Regions from separate parts of the Homo sapiens genome. Here regions 1, 3 and 4 are each linked to region 2. A link is a contact called in ENCODE Hi-C or POLR2A ChIA-PET data. All regions are on one chromosome and are shown on one strand. Each heading gives the region's core, a stretch centred on a gene start or an enhancer-like site at or near the end of the contact. The rest is flanking DNA. Distances are from core to core; before and after follow the strand shown.

The links. A loop is a pair of places that touch in the nucleus more often than their neighbours do. ChIA-PET counts read pairs that join two places held with the same protein, here RNA polymerase II (POLR2A). Pooled maps may share reads with other maps.
Region 1: a pooled map shows a loop between it and region 2 (6-fold over the local background). The contact joins the promoter of UQCRC1 here to the promoter of DHX30 in region 2. A Hi-C loop is called at or near these places in 4 of 50 pooled maps. POLR2A ChIA-PET finds 5 or more read pairs at or near these places in 2 of 52 experiments (activated CD4-positive, alpha-beta T cell and activated T-cell).
Region 3: a map of CD8-positive, alpha-beta T cell shows a loop between it and region 2 (16-fold over the local background). The contact joins the promoter of KIF9 here to the promoter of DHX30 in region 2. A Hi-C loop is called at or near these places in 1 of 168 maps with a recorded cell type or tissue (CD8-positive, alpha-beta T cell), 1 of 37 single-sample maps with no recorded cell type and 9 of 50 pooled maps. POLR2A ChIA-PET finds 5 or more read pairs at or near these places in 2 of 52 experiments (PC-3 and activated naive CD4-positive, alpha-beta T cell).
Region 4: a pooled map shows a loop between it and region 2 (4-fold over the local background). The contact joins the enhancer-like site here to the promoter of DHX30 in region 2. A Hi-C loop is called at or near these places in 1 of 50 pooled maps. POLR2A ChIA-PET finds 5 or more read pairs at or near these places in 2 of 52 experiments (HEK293T and WTC11).

Annotation. Positions count from the first base shown.
Region 1 is chr3:48,608,204-48,611,200 of GRCh38, forward strand. UQCRC1 (ubiquinol-cytochrome c reductase core protein 1) reads right to left here and starts at 1,443. Exons shown (of 13, transcript NM_003365.3): 1 at 1,349-1,443; 2 at 959-1,099. The coding sequence starts at 1,417. RefSeq lists a silencer at 1,064-1,163 and enhancers at 1,334-1,433, 1,513-2,027, 1,724-1,833.
Region 2 is chr3:47,801,646-47,804,620 of GRCh38, forward strand. DHX30 (DExH-box helicase 30) reads left to right here and starts at 1,493. Exons shown (of 22, transcript NM_138615.3): 1 at 1,493-1,567. RefSeq lists a silencer at 1,064-1,913 and an enhancer at 1,638-2,163.
Region 3 is chr3:47,281,253-47,284,100 of GRCh38, forward strand. KIF9 (kinesin family member 9) reads right to left here and starts at 1,547. Exons shown (of 21, transcript NM_182902.4): 1 at 1,243-1,547. It overlaps KLHL18 (kelch like family member 18), which reads left to right and starts at 1,692. Exons shown (of 10, transcript NM_025010.5): 1 at 1,692-1,842. The coding sequence starts at 1,714. RefSeq lists enhancers at 871-2,070, 1,286-1,675.
Region 4 is chr3:47,006,621-47,009,413 of GRCh38, forward strand. NBEAL2 (neurobeachin like 2) reads left to right here. Exons shown (of 54, transcript NM_015175.3): 46 at 446-535; 47 at 621-730; 48 at 905-1,077; 49 at 1,196-1,290; 50 at 1,450-1,566; 51 at 1,663-1,821; 52 at 1,900-2,048; 53 at 2,369-2,504; 54 at 2,599-2,793. The coding sequence ends at 2,700. Among named protein-coding and RNA genes, the nearest start is that of NBEAL2, 28 kb to the left of the region's middle. RefSeq lists a silencer at 2,500-2,793 and an enhancer at 2,639-2,793. Within about 2 kb of position 1,436, at least 3 of the 41 ENCODE cell types and tissues checked have a DNase peak (open chromatin) inside an H3K27ac peak, as active enhancers do.

The DNA.
Region 1 (2,997 bases), core at 193-2,692, 810 kb after region 2:
ACGTATTTTTTAGCTCCCACTGATAAGTGAGAACATGTGATATTTGCTTTCCTAAGAGATGTCAATGCATATACCATATATCACACAATCTTAGATGAACATGTATTTCACATCTAACATCTTGGAATGCAAGAGGCATTTTACAATCTATAGTATCCTTTGATTAAAATTGGCAAGATTCTTGAGATTCTTTCTCTGGCACTGGAGCACAGACAGCTCCTTACAATCTAGCACATTTTAGAGTTCATGTAATATAGCATTCTTTACTATAACAAGTGACATATAACAAGGAAGTTGCAGGCCACCTTTTCCTATGCTTAGTAACAATTTAAATCGCAGGACATTGTTTCTGGAAAACTAAAAGGATGTGTCAATAAAAACATCTGGCCCTGGGGCTGGGGGCTGAAAGGAGGAGGAGATAATTATTTCTTGGGAATCTTCTCACCTATTCATATATCTATCTGTGACTCAAGATTTCTTGTGTCAATTTAGAGAATTTGTATTTTTTGGAAAATCACACATTTCATTGTACTGTTAAAATGCATTTGCTTCCTAAAATGTATTTCTGGTCTAGCCTGGAGATTATGACCTTGGGCAGTGAGGCTGACAGACCTGGACCCCTGCAAGTCACCTAAGGTGTCTGAATCCCATTTTCCGCATTATAAGAGGAGACATGATCACTTCCCTTATATGGGCTCCTTAACAAAAGGCTGGAAAAGAATTTGGCCGCCTACTTAACGGGCATTATATGCTAAATAATGTTGGCTTATAGTGAAGATTGTCCCGTGAAGCCAAGGCGTGGCTAGGGTAGGGAATGGGGCCATTCTCGGGGTGAGTGGTCCTGGGTCCGAACCCAAACCACAAACGGGAAGACTCGAGCCCAAGGTCACACCCCAACCAGGGAAAAGACGGCAGGCCCAACCTGGAGGCCCTCTCCCCAAAAGCGTCCCCAACTCACCGTGCAAGTGGGCTGAGAGGACTGCTCGGAGGCCACACGCAGGCCGTTGTCCAGCAGGCTAACCTGCGTCTCCGGCACGAACTGGAGCGCCTGAGCGAAGGTTGCCGTACTCCGCAAGGCTGGCGTCCGCAGCAGGGCCGGCTGTGGAAGGGAACAGCCGCGAGTGAGGACTCGGTCAGGGGATCGCTCCCCACCTCCCAGGTCCTCAGGAGGACCCCCGAACCCCGCCCCTAGGCAAGCGGCGAGATACCTTTCCCCGCCCTCCGCCGTGACCTTCCCACGGCCCTGACCCCGCGTCCTCCCCACCTCGACCTGCCACTGCTAACAGCCCACACCTGTCCGCTTCCCGAAGCCCTGTCCCGAAGCCCCGCGCTCTCGCCACCACCTCACCGAGCGGCGGGCGCGCAATAGCACTTGTGCCCCGGCGGTAGCGGCCCGACAGACCACGGACGCCGCCATCTTCCAGCTGCAGTCGGCCCTGTTGCGCCGCGCAAGCGTAGACTGGGCGCGTTGGCGGTCGCGGCGCAGGCGCAGTACCGTACAGTTGGTGCTCGGCCGCCTCCTGGCGGGAACCGGGACAGTCTATTGTGCTGGCCTGGCTTTGGCTGACTGGCTCTGACCGCGCTGCCGCCAGTCCCTGCGCACATCAGTCCACCTGCCGTCCATCAGCCCGAGCAGGTCCGCCCGCCGTGCAGTCCATCTCCCCATTCCACGCGTGGAAGTCAGAGTGCATTATGTTTCTCACCAGCCGCGCTGCGTACTGAGGTCTGGCGGGCGGGGAGTTGCAGCCACAGCGTGTCCGCAGGTTCGAGCCCAGGGCTAAAGTACCAGCGTGGAAACTTACCTGGGACCACAAGTTGGTGCTGAAAGTCAGTATTTTTTTCTCTTTATTTATTTTTTATTTTCTGAGACAGGGTCTCGCTCTGTCGCCCAGGCTGGAGTGCAATGGCGCGATCTCGGCTCACTGCAACCTCCGCCTCCCGGCTTCAAGCGATTCTCCTGCCTCAGCCTCCCGAGTAGCTGGGATTATGCCCGGTAATTTTTGTTTCTTTAGAAGAGACAAGGTTTCTCCATGTTGGCCAGTTTTGCGCCCTGCCAGTTTTCTCTTTAAAAGAACTAAGTACAGGCCGGGAGCGGTGGCTCACTCCTGTAATCCCAACACTTTGGGAGGCCGAGGCAGGTGGATCACTTGAGGCGAGGAGTCCAAGACCAGCCTGGCCAACATGGTGAAACCTTTCCTTTTCTGTAAGAGGAAAAAGAATTCTGGCTGGGTGCAGTGGCTCATGCCTGTAATCCCAGCACTTTGGAAGGCCGAGGTGGGCGGATCACCTGAGGTCGGGAATTTGAGACCAGCCTGACCGACATGGAGAAACCCCGTCTCTACTAAAAATACAAAAGTAGACGGGCGTGGTGGCGCATGCCTGTAATCCTAGCTACTCCAGAGGCTGAGGCAGGAGAATCACTTGAACCCGGGAGGCGGAGGTTGCGGTGAGCCGAGATCGCGCCATTTCCAGCCTGGGCAACAAGAGCGAAACTCCGTCTCAAAAAAAAAAAAAAAAAAAAAAAAAGACTTCTAAGGTATGCTTTGTTATGTCAACTAAAGAAAAAAAAAAACAAGCTTTTAAATATTTAAAGTTAGTTCTATTCAGAAGTCTTACCAAGAATTGCAACCCGGGAGAGCCTTTCAGGGAGTTTCTGCTAGACTGCTCCAAAGCAGTGTTTCCGACAGTTTATACACTGGTGGTGGCGGCTCTCCATGTGCTCAGAAATTACATCAAATGTGCTCAGAAGTTACATTAGAGCATAAATCTCATCAAGGTTTGGGTGCAAGAGTACATCTGTTTATAGGTCACAGAAGCATAATCATTAATCCTGTCAGACAGTATCTTAAGTACAGGAAGAGGCAAGGGCTAGGATCATTGCATTTTTTACCATGTTGGCCAGGCTGATATCAAACTCCTGGCCTCAAGCAATCCACCCACCTCAGCCTCCCAAAGTGCTAGGATTACAGGGGTGAGCCACCACACCTTACCCAAAAA
Region 2 (2,975 bases), core at 243-2,742:
ATCTTCTCTACTAGGCTCTAAGTCCCTTGAGGCAGGGCCTTTGTAGCCTCCACACCAGCTTAGCAACTGATACACAGAGCACTCAGATGTCCGTGCAGGGATCTCTCTATTCTCCACACAACACAGCACCATGCCCTGTTCAGATGCACTAATTATTTGAATGAATAAATGATGTTCCACCCCCACACCCCGGTCTTCTAGCCAATGTAGAGAGAAAGAAAAGAGATACATGTTGAACTGTTTGCACACAAAAGTGACGGGATATGGCACTAATTCTTCATACAGCCTCAAAGGTCACATCTTTTTTTTTTTTTTTTTTTAAGTTTCATTCTTGTCGCCCAGGCTGGAGTTCAATGACACGATCTCGGCTTACTGCAACATCCGCCTCCCGGGTTCAAGTGATTCTCCTGCCTCAGCCTCCCGAAGTAGCTAGGATTATATGCGCCCGCCACCACGCCCAGCTAATTTTTTTGCATTTTTAGTTGAGACGGGGTTTCACCATGTTGGCCAGGCTGGTTTTGAACTCCTGACCGCAGGTGATCCACCCGCCTTGGCCTCCCAAAGTGCTGGGATTACAGGCGTGAGCCACCACGCCCGGCCTAAAGGCCACATCTTAAAACCATACTCTGTAAAATCCTGACCCAGCTTCAGAGCTACGCCACTGCGTTGTTTCCTTTTGAAGCTGAATTCCACTGAACCTATACTTGAACCTTATCTAGAGGACTACAGCGTGTAATTGGGACAATCCCCTTTCTCATTCCTAAGAGGTGATGTGGCCGGGCGGACCTCCAGATTTCCAGCAACTATGACTGGCACTCTCCCCGCGACCAGCAAGTGCCACCTTGTCCTTTGCCTAACGTTGTACAGTTTACGAAATCAACGAACCAACACGTTGATTTCATCTTCCCTGCAAACTGGGGAGACAAGACAAAAATGCTCACCTCCCTAAAAAAACAGATTAGAGGGGAGATGGGGAAGAGAAGAGGCGTGGCTACGAGCTGTGGCGGGGAAGGCGGGTGGAATCCCGGAGCCCGAGCTGGAAACCGTTCCCCGCTCAGCCATGACCCGGGCTGTTTATTCGCATCAGGAGGCGCGGGTGGCTCGCAGAGGGCGAGAAGACCCTTCCCGCTTTCACACTGCAGGCAGCTAAGTCGCCGAGAAAGGCAGCAACTTGACGCCCGACCCCGCCACCCAAACCCGCTCGCTCTGCGACCCCAGAGCAGCCGGCGCCAACCCGTCCCCTTCGCGACTCCGCCGGAAGTCCCGCCTGCACCGCCGCCGCGCCCCATTGGGCCGGGTGCTGGGGCATCCCGGGCGCTGGGTGCCCCGAGCGGCTACGACGAGTCCCAGGTGGGGCCGGGCTCCAGGCCCGCGGGGGAGCGGAGCCGTGCGCCGCAGGCGGGCTCCGTGACGCCGGGTGGGGAACGCCGGGCCGGTGGCGGGACTTCCGCCACGGGACTCGGAAGGGGCCGCGCCGCCGCTGCTGGGAGTTGTAGTCCGGCCGTGGTTGGGGGAGCCGCGGCTCATGCGCGGTGCACAGAGGCTTGTTTCACATCTGTAACAACAGGTGAATTGGGCTTTTTATTCTCCCCTTTCGTGCCCTCTTGAGGAGCCTGCCGCGGCCGGGGGTGGTCGTCGTGAGGAGGGGGCCCGGTCCGACCGCCAGCCTGGCGGAGAGTGGGGCGGAGACGCCGGCGGGCCCGAGGAGCAGGCCGGGCATCCTAGGCCTGCCCGGGAAGCCGGCCCGGCCGATCCGTGGGCAGCCAGGCCTCGGCCTGCCGTTGCCATGGAGCCCGGGCGGGGGCGGGGGCCAGACCGGTCCGCCGGGGCGGGCCTCGCAGCCAGGGGCTCCGCGGAGGCCGTGGGAGAGGCCGCTTCATTGGCGCAACGACGCCTTCGCCTCGGGATGCGCCGTTTCCCCAGGCAGGGCCTGGAGGAAGCCTCCTGAGTGCCCCGAGACCTTTGTCTACTTCTCCTCCTTCCCGGTGCTGCCCGGACCGTTCGTCCAGAGGGAGGCCCGGTGCCTTCTGGCCCCCCTAGTTTGCCCCCTTTTGCACCGACCTTGTCACTGGGGGAGGCCAAGGGGTGAGGTATTCTTTGTTTGCTGGTGGTAACTTGTCCCATTTAGCAGGGGAAGACCAAATGCATGTTGGGTCCTTTGTTTGCAGTGAACTGGAGTCCCAGGGGTCCTCAGAAACCCTAAGCCAGGGATATGGCATATCTAGTCGTTGTGTAGCAACATTGGTCACTTGAATTATGATTTTTCAAGGCAGAGGCTGTTTCACTTTACAACCCCACTCCATGAGGGTTTGCCATACACTAGCAGGTAGACTGCAGAAGGCCACTTACAGGCTTTCAACCTGGTTTTAGTTGCAGCTTATGGGCCAGAGTGAAATGAGACGTTGTCTGGTGATTTCCCTTGAAGTTTCTTGCAAGGTGGTAACCCCACTGTCATTGTGGGTTTTAACTACATCTTGTAATTTACACTTAAATCTTAGAGATTTAAGGCGATGTGCAGAAACTACATCCTTTGCTGCGTTTTCTACCGGTGTTGGCTCTTTATCCCTAAAAGATAGTTGCTCTTCAAGTGTTTTAATTTATGTAGCTGTGATACAAAGTTTTATTAGGGCCGGGAGCGGTGTCTCACGCCTGTAATCCCAGCACTTTGGGAGGCCGAGGCGGGTGGATCACCTGAGGTCAGAAGTTTGAGACCAGCCTGGCCAACATGGCTAGACCTCGTTTCTACTAAAAATACAAAAATTAGCCGGGCATGGTGGCGTGCGCCTGTAACCCTAGCTACTTGGGAGGCTGAGGCAAGAGAATTGCTTGAACCCAGGAGGCCGAGGTTGCAGTGAGCCAAGATCGCGCCATTTCACCCCAGCCTGGGCAACAAGAGCGAAACTCCTTCTCAAAACAAAACAAAACAAAAACCACACACAAGTTTTATTAGCTGTTGGACCTTTCTTGCCCCTTTC
Region 3 (2,848 bases), core at 297-2,796, 520 kb before region 2:
AAGCCCACAGCCCTTCCAGGAGGACACTTGGTTTCCAGGTGCAAAAATCCACATCCAGCACCTCACCACACGCTTTTTTTGTTTTTGTTTTTGTTTTTTGTTTATTTGTTTTTGTGACAGGGTCTCACTCTGTCACCTAGGCTGGAGTGCAGTGAAACAATCTCGGTTCACCGTAGCCTCCACATCCTGGGTTCAAGCGATCCTCCCACCTCAGCCCCGCAAGTAGCTAGGACTACAGGCGTGCACCACCACGCCCGGGTAATTTTTGTATTTTTCGTAGAGACAGGGTTTCGCCATGTTGCCCAGGCTGGTCTTGAACTCCTGAGCTCAAGCAATCCGCTCACCTCAGCCTCCCAAAGTGCTAGGATTACAGGCGTGAGCCACGGCGCCCGGCCCCCTCCCTTTCTCCCTCAGGACCTTGTGGGGAATGTCTCTCCTTGGGGAACCACCCTTTGATATTTCTGGTATAACAAAGCAAGTCTCTGAATGGCCACCAGGAGACTTCTGTGTTAAGGCGCTCGAGGTTTCCTCATTTGTCTTTAGTGGGAATGAACAGAATTGGCAACAAGCAGCCATGAAGACTAGACAAGAGGAAAGGGAGCGTTTGGTGGGGTGGAAGGCACCAGGTGGGTCCCTATCTTCCAGTGCTCCCGTCCAGATGAGGGGCTGTCATGGGGAACCCTCATAGCTACCCGTAGCGGCAGCACCAACACCCGAATCCAAAACACTGGGTCCAACTGCACCTGGCCTTGGCTGAACAAGACTAGGATGCAGGCAAAACTAGACTTTCTCCTTTTTCTCACCCAATGTGCCGGACCCCCGCGTGGAGCCTGGGCGGCAGTGGGCTTTGGACCCATTCCGGTCCCTCTCTGGAGAGGTTTCCTCACCTGTAACACGAAGGGCTCCGACTGGTGATCCCAAAGCCCCCTCTAGTTCGAAAACTGACTAGTACGGAAGAGTCCAGACGACCTCTGGCTCCCTGCCTCACGGCCTCTATGTCCTGGACGCGACGTGGGACCCCTTTGTGGGACCAATGAACATTAGCTCCGAAGACCGTAAGCCGCGGTCAGGTTGAAAGGACTCCCGCGACGTCGAGCCCTCCTTCGCCTGGGTTTCAGAGATGAGCGACCCAGCTGGGAACCCCCAGATAAAGCGGTTTTTGGACCCCAGCCACTTTCAGCAGTCCGGGCGCACACCCTTTTCCCGTCTCCCCACTCCCACCGGCGAGCAGCCCCTGCTCACCGTTCACCAGGCAGCGACGCTCCCGGGACGCGACTGCCGCAACCGAAACCACCTGCACTCCCCACGCGGGGCTGCCTGGCTGTGTACATAGTCGCCATGGCAACGGGTCGCTTCCGGGGATTCCGGAAGTGTCGGGGTGGCGGAAATGAAGTCCGAGGTCCTACGTCGAGGATACGGGTGAGGTCATGGCCGAATCGGGAAGACGAGAGATGGGGCCGATTGATCTAGAAAGACTTCGGCGGATGCACATGCGAAGTCAAGGTCGAGATAGCGAGGGAACGAAGGCCGCACATGAACCAGGAAGCGGAGTGGCGGGGCTTCCGGCGCCGAGGAGATTCAACTACGGCGGCCGCGGAGGCCCGTCCGATTGCTGCTCCGCGCTCCGAGCGGCTGTCGGCGTGCGCTATCGCCCCGCCCTGGTTAGTGTCTAGCCGGCCGGCGAGGCCTGCGCAGTTGCAGCGGCCGGGGAAGATGGTGGAGGACGGCGCGGAGGAGCTGGAGGATCTGGTGCACTTCTCCGTGTCTGAGTTGCCTAGTCGCGGCTACGGCGTCATGGAGGAGATCCGGCGGCAGGGCAAGCTGTGCGACGTGACCCTCAAGGTACCGCGGACTGGGCGGCAGCGGGCTGAGGGAAAAGGGGTCGAGCGGGGAGTAAAAAGGGGCGGGGGACAGAGAAAGAGAGGTCTAGCAGGGAGAGGGGTGGGGAGAAGAGGTGTGAGGGGGGCCGAGTAGTGGGGAGAGAGGTGCCGAGCAAAAGGGGATCGGGGCCGAGTGGGGAGAGGAAGAGGACAACCTTTCAGCCCTTGAAAGGAAAGGTTGAGAGGTGCGCCGCTTAGGCCCTTGGAGTGGGAGACACGGGTGACAGCCTCCTTTTTCTGTCATGCAGACAAGAGAAAATGGACTTACCTTCTATGGAGGCAGGGGCGGTGGCCGGCTCCACATGCTGATGGGCACCACTGAAGAACCTTCTCTTGTCACTACAGATATTTCTTTGTGCCTGTCGAACTTGGCTGTGCTGTTCTAGAAGAGAAGGCTTCTCCTTAGGAATCATTGCCCTTAATTGTTGAATTACTACTTTGTCTCTTAAGAGCTTTTAAAATCTTCTCTGGAAAATTTTTGAGGTGGGAAGCCACCCTGCCCCATACTGGAAGGCACCACTCACCACCACAAAGGTCCCCGGGGCTGGGCCTGCTGGCCGCGTGGGGAGAGGGATGCTGACTGATATTAAGAGGGAAAGATATCTTAACCACCTGTTCCCCACCAGCATTCTGGTCGCTAGAGCCAGCCTCCCTCCTGTGCCTGGGTCTTTTCATGAGGAAGAGGCATGCTGTGCTGCTGCCTGGCCAAGCCACCGAACCATGTGGAGACGTCCGGTTGGGGAGATGATCAGTGGGGCTCCCTGTTGGGCTTTAGCTGGAAAGCTCTCAGCATCTGTGCGTGATCCCTGTTTAAAAAACAAACAGGGCAGGCATGGTGGCTCACACCTGTAATCCCAGCACTTTGAGAGGCGAGAGGATCACTTGAGTGGGGGAATTGGAGACCAGCCTGGGCTATGTAGGGAGACCCTGTCTCTACAAATAATAAAAAATTGTCTGGGCATGGTAGC
Region 4 (2,793 bases), core at 186-2,685, 800 kb before region 2:
TCATCAGGGCCAGGATAAAGTGTCGACTCAACAAGCTCTGAAAGCCTTAGGGAGATCAGGAGGGAGATCTGTCCTTGGACCCCTTCCATCGCCTTCCTAGACAGGAACATTCCTGAATGTTGCCCCCAGGCCTGACTTTTTTTTTAGGTTTCCCTCTCTTCCTGCCTTTGGGCTAGGGGGACAAGGAATAACAGGGTGAGAGGACCAAGTTGAAACTAAGTGTGATACTCTGGAAGCATCTTCCATGTCTGTCCCAGCTTCTCACCCACTTTCTGAGATGCCCTCCTAAAGTCTCTGCCTGTTTCTTGGAGGGAACCTCTGCATCTGTGACACCTACTCTATGACCCCTGGGGACTGACAGTAAAGGAAGGGATGATGCTTCAGGGAGCAGATAGTGTAATCTGATAGTACTCAGGCATAGCTAGGCCTGCCCTTGCCCCTGCAGGTTGTCAGTGATGGTGTACCCCTGGTGCTAGCCCTGGTCCCCCACCGGCAGCCCCACTCCTTCATCACCCAGGGTTCCCCAGACCTGTTGGTAAGTGCATTGTGCAGAGCCCCAGCTCAGCTCCACTCCCCCTTGCCTCTGCCAGAAACCCACCTCTGCCCCCTCCTGCCTGCAGGTGACTGTGAGTGCCAGTGGGCTGCTGGGCACCCACAGCTGGTTGCCCTATGACCGCAACATAAGCAACTACTTCAGCTTCAGCAAAGACCCCACCATGGGCAGCCACAAGTAGGACAGAGGGCTGTGGGTGGGGTGGGCTACAAATGCCCTGCACCCGGAATTATTCCCCTCCCTAATCAGAATGTAGGCCAGCTGCAGGGGAAAGGTCTGGCCAGGCTCCCTGAGGGCCTGGGTCTCTTCCATGTGGCCTGGCCTCACTTGCTATCCCCCTCACTGGGTCAGGACGCAGCGACTGCTGAGTGGCCCGTGGGTGCCAGGCAGTGGTGTGAGTGGACAAGCACTGGCAGTGGCCCCGGATGGAAAGCTGCTATTCAGCGGTGGCCACTGGGATGGCAGCCTGCGGGTGACTGCACTACCCCGTGGCAAGCTGTTGAGCCAGCTCAGCTGCCACCTTGGTATGAACAGCCTTGGAGCTGGGGAGAATGAGGCACACAGGTATGGGGCCGGGTTCTGAGGCTGGCCAGGGCGGATGTGACTCCTCCGTTCTGCCTGTACCCTCCCCTTCCCATGCAGATGTAGTAACCTGCCTTGCACTGGACACCTGTGGCATCTACCTCATCTCAGGCTCCCGGGACACCACGTGCATGGTGTGGCGGCTCCTGCATCAGGTGTGCCTCGTGGGCAGCTCTGTGGGGCCCCCGTAGCCCAGACCTGCAGCCCATCCGTCCCTCAGTGGCCTTCCAGTCCTGTCCTCCTCTAGTCTTGGACAAGGCCTTCATTTCCTGAGCCTCAGGGGACAGTCCTAAGCCAACCCTGGTCCTCCACAGGGTGGTCTGTCAGTAGGCCTGGCACCAAAGCCTGTGCAGGTCCTGTATGGGCATGGGGCTGCAGTGAGCTGTGTGGCCATCAGCACTGAACTTGACATGGCTGTGTCTGGATCTGAGGTGTGTGTATGCATGTGCCCTGGGGAGGGTGAGTTTCCTGGGCAATCCCCCTGGAGCCCAGACTCCTGCCCAGGACCCTAAGTTGCCTTCCTGCAGGATGGAACTGTGATCATACACACTGTACGCCGCGGACAGTTTGTAGCGGCACTACGGCCTCTGGGTGCCACATTCCCTGGACCTATTTTCCACCTGGCATTGGGGTCCGAAGGCCAGATTGTGGTACAGAGCTCAGCGTGGGAACGTCCTGGGGCCCAGGTATGGGGAAGGGGTGCCCAGCAAAGATGGAGGGGCAGTTGGGATCCTGTCCTTGCTGACACTCCCTGCTTCCTCCAGGTCACCTACTCCTTGCACCTGTATTCAGTCAATGGGAAGTTGCGGGCTTCACTGCCCCTGGCAGAGCAGCCTACAGCCCTGACGGTGACAGAGGACTTTGTGTTGCTGGGCACCGCCCAGTGCGCCCTGCACATCCTCCAACTAAACACGTAAGCCCCCCATTTATGGGTTCATGGCCCCTGAAGGTGGTGGTCATTGGTGTAGGATAAAGGCCCTAGGAACCCACACACCATACATGTTTGTGGGCACATATTTCAAGGTTTGTTACCTGTCCCTTCATCTTCCCATGGGGAGGTCTTGCCCTGGGCCTCCGCTTAGCCACAGTTGTGGGAGATTTCTTTGTGTATAAGAATTTCAATTTAACCATCCTTAAAATGAGGACAGAGAGGGTATATGGGATAAGGGATATCTGCTGGTCGCAAAGCCCCCTTGCAGTCGCAAGTTGGTGTATATCCCCTCTCCCTTCCAGACTGCTCCCGGCCGCGCCTCCCTTGCCCATGAAGGTGGCCATCCGCAGCGTGGCCGTGACCAAGGAGCGCAGCCACGTGCTGGTGGGCCTGGAGGATGGCAAGCTCATCGTGGTGGTCGCGGGGCAGCCCTCTGAGGTGAGGATGGGGCGGGGGTGGGGAGGCCCCTCGAACGGGGCGGGGCGTGGCGCGGCGATCCCAGCTGATCCTACTCAACCCTTACGCCCACCAGGTGCGCAGCAGCCAGTTCGCGCGGAAGCTGTGGCGGTCCTCGCGGCGCATCTCCCAGGTGTCCTCGGGAGAGACGGAATACAACCCTACTGAGGCGCGCTGAACCTGGCCAGTCCGGCTGCTCGGGCCCCGCCCCCGGCAGGCCTGGCCCGGGAGGCCCCGCCCAGAAGTCGGCGGGAACACCCCGGGGTGGGCA